2 separate regions of the Mus musculus genome follow, and region 2 is linked to region 1. The links are chromatin loops, found by intact Hi-C in ENCODE. Cell type or tissue: heart. All regions are shown on one strand. Links, peaks and the distances in the headings refer to the core of each region. The heading gives the core; the rest is flanking DNA. Region 1 overlaps Sec24a (Sec24 related gene family, member A (S. cerevisiae)). Region 2 overlaps Sar1b (secretion associated Ras related GTPase 1B).

The links. A loop is a pair of places that touch in the nucleus more often than their neighbours do. Peaks named below come from ENCODE experiments on the same cell type or tissue, not always from the same donor. Only the 100,000 strongest peaks of a DNase experiment are listed, where the experiment ranks them.
Region 2: it touches region 1 in a loop (2.0-fold over the local background); 8 of 42 quality-filtered maps call a loop at or near these places.

What each region holds. Positions count from the first base shown.
Region 1 is chr11:51,730,791-51,735,185 of GRCm38, reverse strand. It overlaps Sec24a (Sec24 related gene family, member A (S. cerevisiae)), which reads left to right. Exons shown (of 23, transcript NM_175255.3): 4 at 525-602; 5 at 1,259-1,416; 6 at 1,622-1,794; 7 at 3,281-3,383. Among named protein-coding and RNA genes, the nearest start is that of Sec24a, 24 kb to the left of the region's middle. In heart, for the core only: no CTCF peak of the experiment used is centred there; no DNase peak of the experiment used is centred there.
Region 2 is chr11:51,778,984-51,783,378 of GRCm38, reverse strand. It overlaps Sar1b (secretion associated Ras related GTPase 1B), which reads right to left. Exons shown (of 7, transcript NM_025535.2): 3 at 3,571-3,690; 4 at 542-607. Among named protein-coding and RNA genes, the nearest start is that of Sar1b, 18 kb to the right of the region's middle. In heart, for the core only: no CTCF peak of the experiment used is centred there; a DNase peak (open chromatin) is centred at 2,408.

The sequences.
Region 1 (4,395 bases), core at 300-4,299:
TTGAACTGAACCCTCAGACCCTGGAAAGATTTACTTTCATTACTTCTCATATGTGTCTATGTGTGGGTATGTGCACATGTGTACAGTGCCCTTGGACACAAGAAAAGAGTACCAGATTCTCCCCTGGAGTTGGAGTCACAGGCATTTGTGACAAGGTTCTAGGGACCCAATTTAAGTCCTCGAGAAGTGCTCTTAACCACTGAGTGGTCTCTCTAACTAGAGTTTTTGTTGTTTTTGTATTGGTTTTGTTTTTGAGATAGGGTTTTACAATGTACCCTTGGCTGTCCTGGAACTCACTATGTAAACCAGGCTGGCCTCGAACTCACAGAGGTCAGCCTGCTTCTGCCTTTCCAGTGCTAGGATTAAAGGCGTGTGCCACAGTACCTTGTGACATTTGACGTTTTTGATAGGCTGCGATTTAAATTTTTTTCAAAGGTTATCTAAATTTTTAGATAGTAGTTCATTTCTTGAAGAAACTATAGCATTCATTCTTATTTCAGTCTTGTTGATGAATTTCCTTTTAGGTATTACGTCAAATGCCAATAATGGATCTACGGCGGCTCATAATACTTATGATGAGATTGAAGGAGGTGGCTTCTTGGGTGAGATGCTATGAGCGTTTCTCTCCTCTCATTATAGAAGCAATGCGTGTTCATCGTAGGGCACTAGGAGAAGGAAGTTTATGCTATGCGCATGTGAGCACTGTCGATAGGAGAAGGAAGGTTATGCTATGCGCATGTGAGCACTGTCGATAGGAGAAGGAAGGTTATGCTATGCGCATGTGAGCACTGTCGATAGGAGAAGGAAGGTTATGCTATGCGCATGTGAGCACTGTCGATAGGAGAAGGAAGGTTATGCTATGCGCATGTGAGTGCTGTCGATAGTCTTCCTTCCAGACAGCCAGGCTTTATGTGCTGCACTTTAATCTGTTCTACAGATTTCAGTTCATGGACCTAAGTCCTAAGTGTAAGTTAGGGTGTATTCAGAAGTTTTTTAAATGAAAATTTAGTCTAAATATAAATTTATTATATACTATAGAGGTAAAGTAATCATGCTAAACTTGTCTGTATGTTTTTGTCTGTAGTCCACATGAACTAGATTGAGGTCTGCTTTTAACTAACGATTGTTTCTTTTTAAGTTGGTAAATGGAACTATAATTCAAAAGTTGAAGTTTTAATTCTCATAGTTTAATGGATCTTTACCGTGATTTTAAGTGTCTGGAATATAAACTAGAACTTAAAGCTTCCCTTGTTTCTAGCAACACCACAGCTTGTTAATCAGAACCCCAAAACAAGCCGAAGTGTGGGCTCTGCATACCCCTCCCTGCCACCAGGCTACCAGAACAGCGCACCACCTGTGGCTGGGATGCCACCACCCTCCCTCAGTTACCCAAGTGGCCCCCAGGCCTTTACTCAGGTAAACTATTTTTTTTTTAATATATTCTTTACCTTTTCGCTCAAGATATAAGCACGGAGAAAGTTTTCAAAGGTATTTTGATTATTTTATAACCATTTAGGATAATAATGAATATTTCATAATGCTTCTGTGCCTGCGTATTTCTCTAGACCCTAGCCCAGCCCTACATACAGACAGAAGTTACTCACTTTGAACCTGTCTGTAGACTCCCTTAGGTGCTAATCATTTAACTGCAAGCATGAGTGGATTAAGTCTGCATCCAGAGGGACTAAGAGTTGTCAATCTTCTTCAAGAAAGGAACATGCTTCCTTCCACACCACTGCAGCCTCCAGTCCCAAATCTGCTTGAAGACATCCAGAAACTCAACTGTAACCCAGAGTAAGACTTCAAATGCTGTTTTTATAAACATGGCAGTGTCCATGTTCTTAGATTGTCTGGTGTGCTTTTTAGGTGTTGTGGATAAGCGGCCCAGGTAGACTGTATGACATAAGACTCTGTTATTGCTTACCTGGAACTTGCATCTCTAAATTAAGAAATGGAGTTGGCTGTCCCTTACAGAGTGCAGCCCTGCCACTTCCTCATCTGCCCATTTTCTGAGTTGCCCTGTGTTCTTAACGCCCTTCCCTAACACTTTGCATTTCCTTACTGTTCTCTGAAGCTTTCTCCCAGCCATGAGACTCCCTGTTCACCCTGTGTCACCTCTAAGCCAGCCAATAGCATGGCAGCTTGTATATGAGTTGCAGCTTGCCTTGCCTGACCTGGTGTTCTCTGTTGACTGGAACTTAAAGAGAAAAGGGGGAGGGAGGAAGAGAGTGGGTTTATGTCCCTTGAATTGCTTGTTGCTTTTATTAGCTCTAATAAGACTTATATTTATGATCATCAGTGTAGTTATATTCCAGAAAACAGGGATTAGGTTTGTTTGTTTTGAGAGAGGGTTCTGTGTGTAGCCTTGCTGTCCTGAAACTCTGTAGACTCGGCTGGCCTCGAACTCACAGAGATCTGACTGCCTCTGCCCCCCAAGTGCAGGGATTAAAGACATGTACCACCAACACCCTGTCTGGCTTCAGACTTTATTTGCCTTGACTTAGTCTCCCAGATTTGAAGACATTATACACTGTATTCCATAAATAATTTAAATGTATGTTGTAAAGACTTAAAAACTGTACAACTTGTAATTTTGAAATAATATTTTTAAAAGCTTTAGTAAGACTGCTCTTCAACAAACTTTGACTTGGTGTGGTGGTCTAAGTGCCTCTGTAGTCCTAGCTGTTTGGTAGAGTTGTAGGAGAACCACTTGACCCAGAAGTTCAAGACCAGTCTAGGTAGCATAGCAAAACCTATCTAAAAAAAAATAAATATGTTAAGTAATTAATTGATTGTAAAAGGTATTTGTTTGAGGATTGAGTCATCACCTGCTAATATCAAGGTAAGATTAATTATTAGTCCAGGCTATTGTACCAGGATGAACCTATTCTTTTTGTTTCTTTGTTTTTTGAGGTTTCTCTGTGTAACGTCCCTGGAACTCAAAGAGATCTGCCTGCCTCTGGCCTCTGCCCTCTGCCCTCTGGCCTCTGGCCTCTGCCCTCTGCCCTCTGGCCTCTGGGTGCTGGGATTAAAGGTGTGAGGCACTGCTGCCCAGCCTATGGTTAGTTTCTTGAGACCTAGTCTCACTGTGGTAGATGCTGGATTCATAGTTATGTGTGGTCACGCATGGCAATTTAAATATTTTAATAAAACATTTAAAAAAGGTCTATATTCATTTGTAATCTGATCTAATCCCAAGAGTATTGAGATAGGCACGGTTTATCTTTTTTCTGAAGCCGTGAGCGCAGCGGCAGCTGACATACGCTGTTCTGTCTTACAGGTTGTTCCGATGCACGCTGACGAGTGTCCCTCAGACTCAGGCCTTACTGAATAAAGCCAAGCTTCCTCTGGGGCTGCTGCTCCACCCCTTCAAGGACCTAGTGGTATGCTTCTTTGTGTGTGTGTTTTTGTTTTTTGAGACAGGGTTTCTCTGTAACAGCCCTGACTGTCTTGAAGCCTTCTTTGTAGGCCAGGCTGGCCTGGAACTCACTGACATCCAGCTGCCTCTGCCTCCCGTGTCCTGGGATTAATGAGACGAAAGGTGTGTGCCACCACAGCCAGCCCAGTGGTATGCTTCTTTAGAGTAGATGTGAAAATTATCTAAGTGGTGAAGTATTTTTGCAACAATGTAAGAATGAATATAAAGTCTGATATATGACAGGGTTCTTTTCCTTTTTTAATTTCTAATTTAATCAACATTTTTATTACAAGTTAAAACAAGGAAAGTGAAATATTACTGAGAAATCCAAGGGATGCTATGTACGTAGGCAGAACTGAAAAGATGGATGCAGGTACACACTTGCGATTCCAACACTTGGGACTGACCGACATGGGTGGATTTTGAGTATTTATCTAAGTTGTAAATTACCATTAAAATAGTTTCTCCTAGCTTCCTGACTCTGCTGCTCCTGGAGTAAAGTCAGCTGCTCTAAGAAGTTGCTGCCCACACATTTATAAATAAAATAAAATAAAGTAAAATAAAATAATTGTTCCATAATCTAAACAAATGAAGATCACTTATGTCCTAAATCTCCAGAACCTAAACATGTGATCACATGCCCTTGAGTATTAGTGTGGTCAGACTTTATTGTTTGATTGGTTGGTTTCAGTTGTGATATTGGGGATTATAATGAGGGTCTCATGCATGCTAGACCGGTGCTGCACACCTGAGTTAGACTACCGAACTCCTTTATTGACTTCCATTTATTTGCTTGAAGATGCTGTTTTGCCATGTAATAGCCCTGGCTGGCCTGCTGCTTGTTATATAGCTCAGACTGGCCTTGAACTGTTAAGAATCCTCCTGCCTCAGCCTTCAAAGTGCTAGAATTACAGGTATGGGCAACAGTTCTCAGCTTCCCTTATTGAAGTATTTTAATATGAAGAGTGAAATTTTTA
Region 2 (4,395 bases), core at 131-4,130, 48 kb before region 1:
GGCAGCTCTGATGGGAGAAAGGACCAGAGAATTCGGGATTATGACAGCTCTGCCTGTCATGAGAAACAGGTTCATGTGGTTCAAGAAATGGCTCAGTGGTTAAGAGCACTTGCTGCTCTTCTGAAGGTTCTGAGTTCAATTCTCAGCACCCACATAACAGTTCACAATTGTCTAATGCTGTGTACTGGAGTGCAGATGTACATGCAAGGTACCCATACACATAAAATACATAAATAAACAAAACAGGTTAGTTACTGGAGCTTTTAGGGGTGGGGGGAACAGTATCATGTGTTCATAATATGATTCTGACAACAGATGAGGTACCCTGAAGCAAAGAGAAATTCAAAGCTAAATTTTCCTCATACCTCACCCACAAGCAGTTCAGGGACTTCAGGGACTCAGAAGTTCCATGTGTCCAGTGACGGACGACCTTAACCTTTCTCTGCCTTACTTGAAGAACACGCAGTTCCAAGCTCTGAACCATAATGGCCACACTTACTAAGTTAAGATAAAACAAAGACGAAGAGAAGTAGACTCTTACCTTGCACGTGCCCACCCAGATCAAAAGTTGTAAACGTCATGCCAGCAATAGTAAGCTCTTCTGAAGCTAAATAAAAACAAGATTATTTTTACAACATAATCAGAAATCTGCCAGGCACATGGACTCATGCCTGTAATCCTAACACTTTAAAGTCAGGAAAAGCAGAAGTTTAAAACCAGCCTTGGCTACAGAGTAAGTTCAAAGCTAGCCTGGACTACAAAGACCTGTTTGTTATCTTCCATTTACCTCCTCATTGAGTACATGTTTCCCTTTAAATCTGTGGTCACTGATCTTCTTAAACTTAAAAGAAAGAAAGAAAGAAAGAAAAAAAAAGGGTCAGCAAGATAGTTCGCCAAATAAAGGTGCTCGACACCAAGCCCAGTGACCTAGCCTTGATTCCCCTGAACCCTGGGCACACGAAAGACTTGATGTCCACAACTGTCTGCTCGCCCCATCTGAGCGCAGATGTGCCCGGCCTCAGACTAAATCAGTATAATGAAAGAAACAAAGAAGTGTCACAACCTTAGCTTTTTGAGATGGTTCTTATGCAACCCAGGGTGGTCTTAAACTTACTGTGAAGCAGATTACAGGCATGGTCCAGCATGCTCAGTTTATGCAGATCATGCACAGCTGCATGAAGGCTAGGCAGATAGTCTACCAACTAAGCCACATCCACAGCCCACCACACCTGTCTCGATGTCCCTATCAGTCAGTCAATCCTACCATCCCTGTCACTTCTGAGACTGTTCCTTTGATTGATTATGGGGCTCACTGATTAACCTACTTTTTTGCATGTCTTACTAATTTTACATTGTAAAATTATAATATATACTAGATTTTACTGTATTTGTAAAAGTTCACTGTAGTGGGATTTTTCTTACTGCAGATGTGGTTCTTTGGGGAGGTCTACTTCATGCAAGCACAAACAAGTATTCTCCATGCTAACTTTGGGAGTGATTTCCTCCCCTTCTCTTTCCTCCAGTACTGTGGCTGCAAGTTCTAGCCTCCCAACTCTGCTCTCTGTTTCCTCAGCTGACTGTACTGTCTGGCTTTTCTCTCACACCTGAGTTCAAAACCACCTGGCACAAAGCCAGAATACAGAAGAGTCTGTTTCATTCTCTTAGGAAGAGCCGTCCTGCGCCAGGACTGCAGGGCTTGGTTGACTGAGGTGGGAAGACCCATCCTAAATACAGTGCTTGCAAACCCCTGTGCATGCATACATACTCTGTCTGTTACCTAGTGTGTAGTGGAGAAGACTTTCAGACCCTGTTGTCTTCCCTCATAGCCTATAGAGAAGCTTGCCATAATCATAACAAAAATTTGCACATAAAGCTACATGGTGGCAGAGCATTAATGTCGTTAAGGAACTCTAAGCTGGCTGGGTAGCACACACACATCTCTAGTAGACCGGGAAGCTAGGGAAGATGCAGGATGGTGAGTCTGAAGTTAACCTGGGCTACACTCAAGGCCCTATCTCAAAAACTAAGGAAGAATTATACGCAGTGTTTCAAGTAAATGAAATACCAGGGTCTGTGTTCAAAGTCTCTACAATAAGGAAAGGGCAGTGCTTGGCTATGCTGCCTACCCACTCACATGGTTACATCCTGTACACACTCTATTGAATTAAAGTAGAAGACTGCCAGTGTCTCAGACTATCTCCTCTCCCTTGCCCATCAGCCCTCACTTAGACCTCACCCCTAGAAGCAGCTTAAGTCTATCACCACAGACTCTTCCGACTTATTCTAAAATGGTCATGTGACTTCCTGTTGGTCACTCCCTCCTGGAATGTGTCATGACTGAGGTCTCAGTTGGTAGAGTTTTTGTGTCCTGGCTCAAGTGTATGACTGCTAGCCTGTGCCTCCCGAGCGCTGGCCACAGGAGCGCACGCTGGCTTCCATTCCTTTCCTGCAGCTCCTGCTGCTTCCCCTGTGTTTCCTGCACAGGGCGTCTGGTAAACGCATATCCTCACTTTCCCACATAAGCACCTACTAGCTCAGTTGCCAGACCAAAAGACAGACGGTCGTTACTTTTTCTATATATGCTTTAAATGGAAAATGTAAGTTAGAATGAATGTGAGATGCAAGGCAGCCGAGACAGCACCTGCTCTGTGCCCTGCAGGTTCCTGTGTCTAGATCCAGCTATGACAACAGGTGCTGAAGAAACAGTCATGGAAAACCAAAAGAAAAAAGGAAAAAAAAAGTTGGATGTGATGGCGCACGCCTTTAAACCTAGCACTCAGGAGGCAGAGGCAGGTGGATTTCTGAGTTCGAGGCCAGCCTGGTCTACAGAGTGAATTCCAGAACAGCCAGGGCTACAGAGAGAAACCCTGACTCGGGAAAAAACAAAAAGAACTATCTTGGGATAAGTGAAGGGATCAGTCCCAGCAAAGAGAAGTAAAACTACTCGATAATCTCTTCTAACTCTGCCATGCTCCCCCTCCCTTTTTAAAAGAAGACTCGAGCTCTCATAAAATATTATTTATTTTTATTTTATGTATGTGCAGGTGTGTGCGTGCCACACGCACGCACATGTGTATGCCAGAAGACAACTCGTTGGGATGTCACCATGGAGCCTTGGCTGACACAGACTTTGCTATGAAGACCAAGGTGGCCTTGAATACACAGACCCACCTGCCTTTTCTTCCAACTGCTGGGGTTAAAGGTGTGTGCCACCACGCACATCCTTCGGCTGACTTTATTTTTAAGCTGTTATCTGCCTGGTTTATAATCTTTTCACTGTGACATTACATATAAAAATTAACCTTGTGTTTCTTTCTGCTACTGGCTCTGTCGTTTCTTACTCTATAGCATAGGCTGGGCTCATGGTATAGCTAAGTGCAGGGATAGAAAGGTCTGAGCATTGCTTCTAGTTCTTAATTTGTGCTCTGGGAACCAGGTCAATTACTACTTACCCAGCTATTTTAGGAACAGGATAAACAATCTCACACCTTAGCCATCAAAAGTCCAAAATCAAAACACTTTGAGGCAGGAGCTATGACTCAGCATCACTCACAGGGAAGAAACACTTACTGGGATGTAGCGTTGGGACGTGCTGCCCGAGCCTGTCATCTTTCAGCATGTGTAGCAAAGTTGTTTTCCCGGCATTATCCAATCCAAGGAATACCAGTTTACCAGACTTTTTATACAATCCTGCAGAATAAGAGCTATAATCAGTCAGAGTGACATCAGACATGGAACATGAAAATTACTTTATATTTGACATGACTTAAAGTTACACATAGTTATTATTAAGATGCTTGAAATACAACTTGAGAATTCTAGAATTCCTGAGTGCATGTGCGCTGTCCTTCCCTAAGTGACCCTCTTTAATGTCTGTGCTTAAATCTATATTAAAACCTAAATAGAACCCAAATTTACCACACCTACAATCCCAACATGTGAGAGATAAAGGCAGCAGAACCAGAAAGTCAGGCAATTCTTAGCTCTACAGCAAGTTTAAGGTCAGCCTGGCCTACATGAGACCCTGTCTCAAAAAATAAAAAAAGCCAGGTCAAGTATGGTAGTGCATGCCTGTAATCCCAGCTCTTGGGAGGCGGAGCTCACCTGGTTAACATAGTTCCAGGGCAGCCAGAGCTGTGTAGAGAGACTGTTTAAAAACAAAAAACAAACAAAATAGGGGCTGGAGAGCTGGCTCAGCAGTTAAGAACACTGGCCACTCTTCCAGATGGACCCAGGTTCAATCAATTCCCAGCACCTGCATAGCAGCGCACTACTGTCTGTAACTCCAGTTCCGGGGGATCCGACACTCTCATACAGACATGCATGCAGGCAAAATACCAATGCACATAAAATAAATTATAAAAAATACTAAATGTAAAAAACAAAAACCAACAA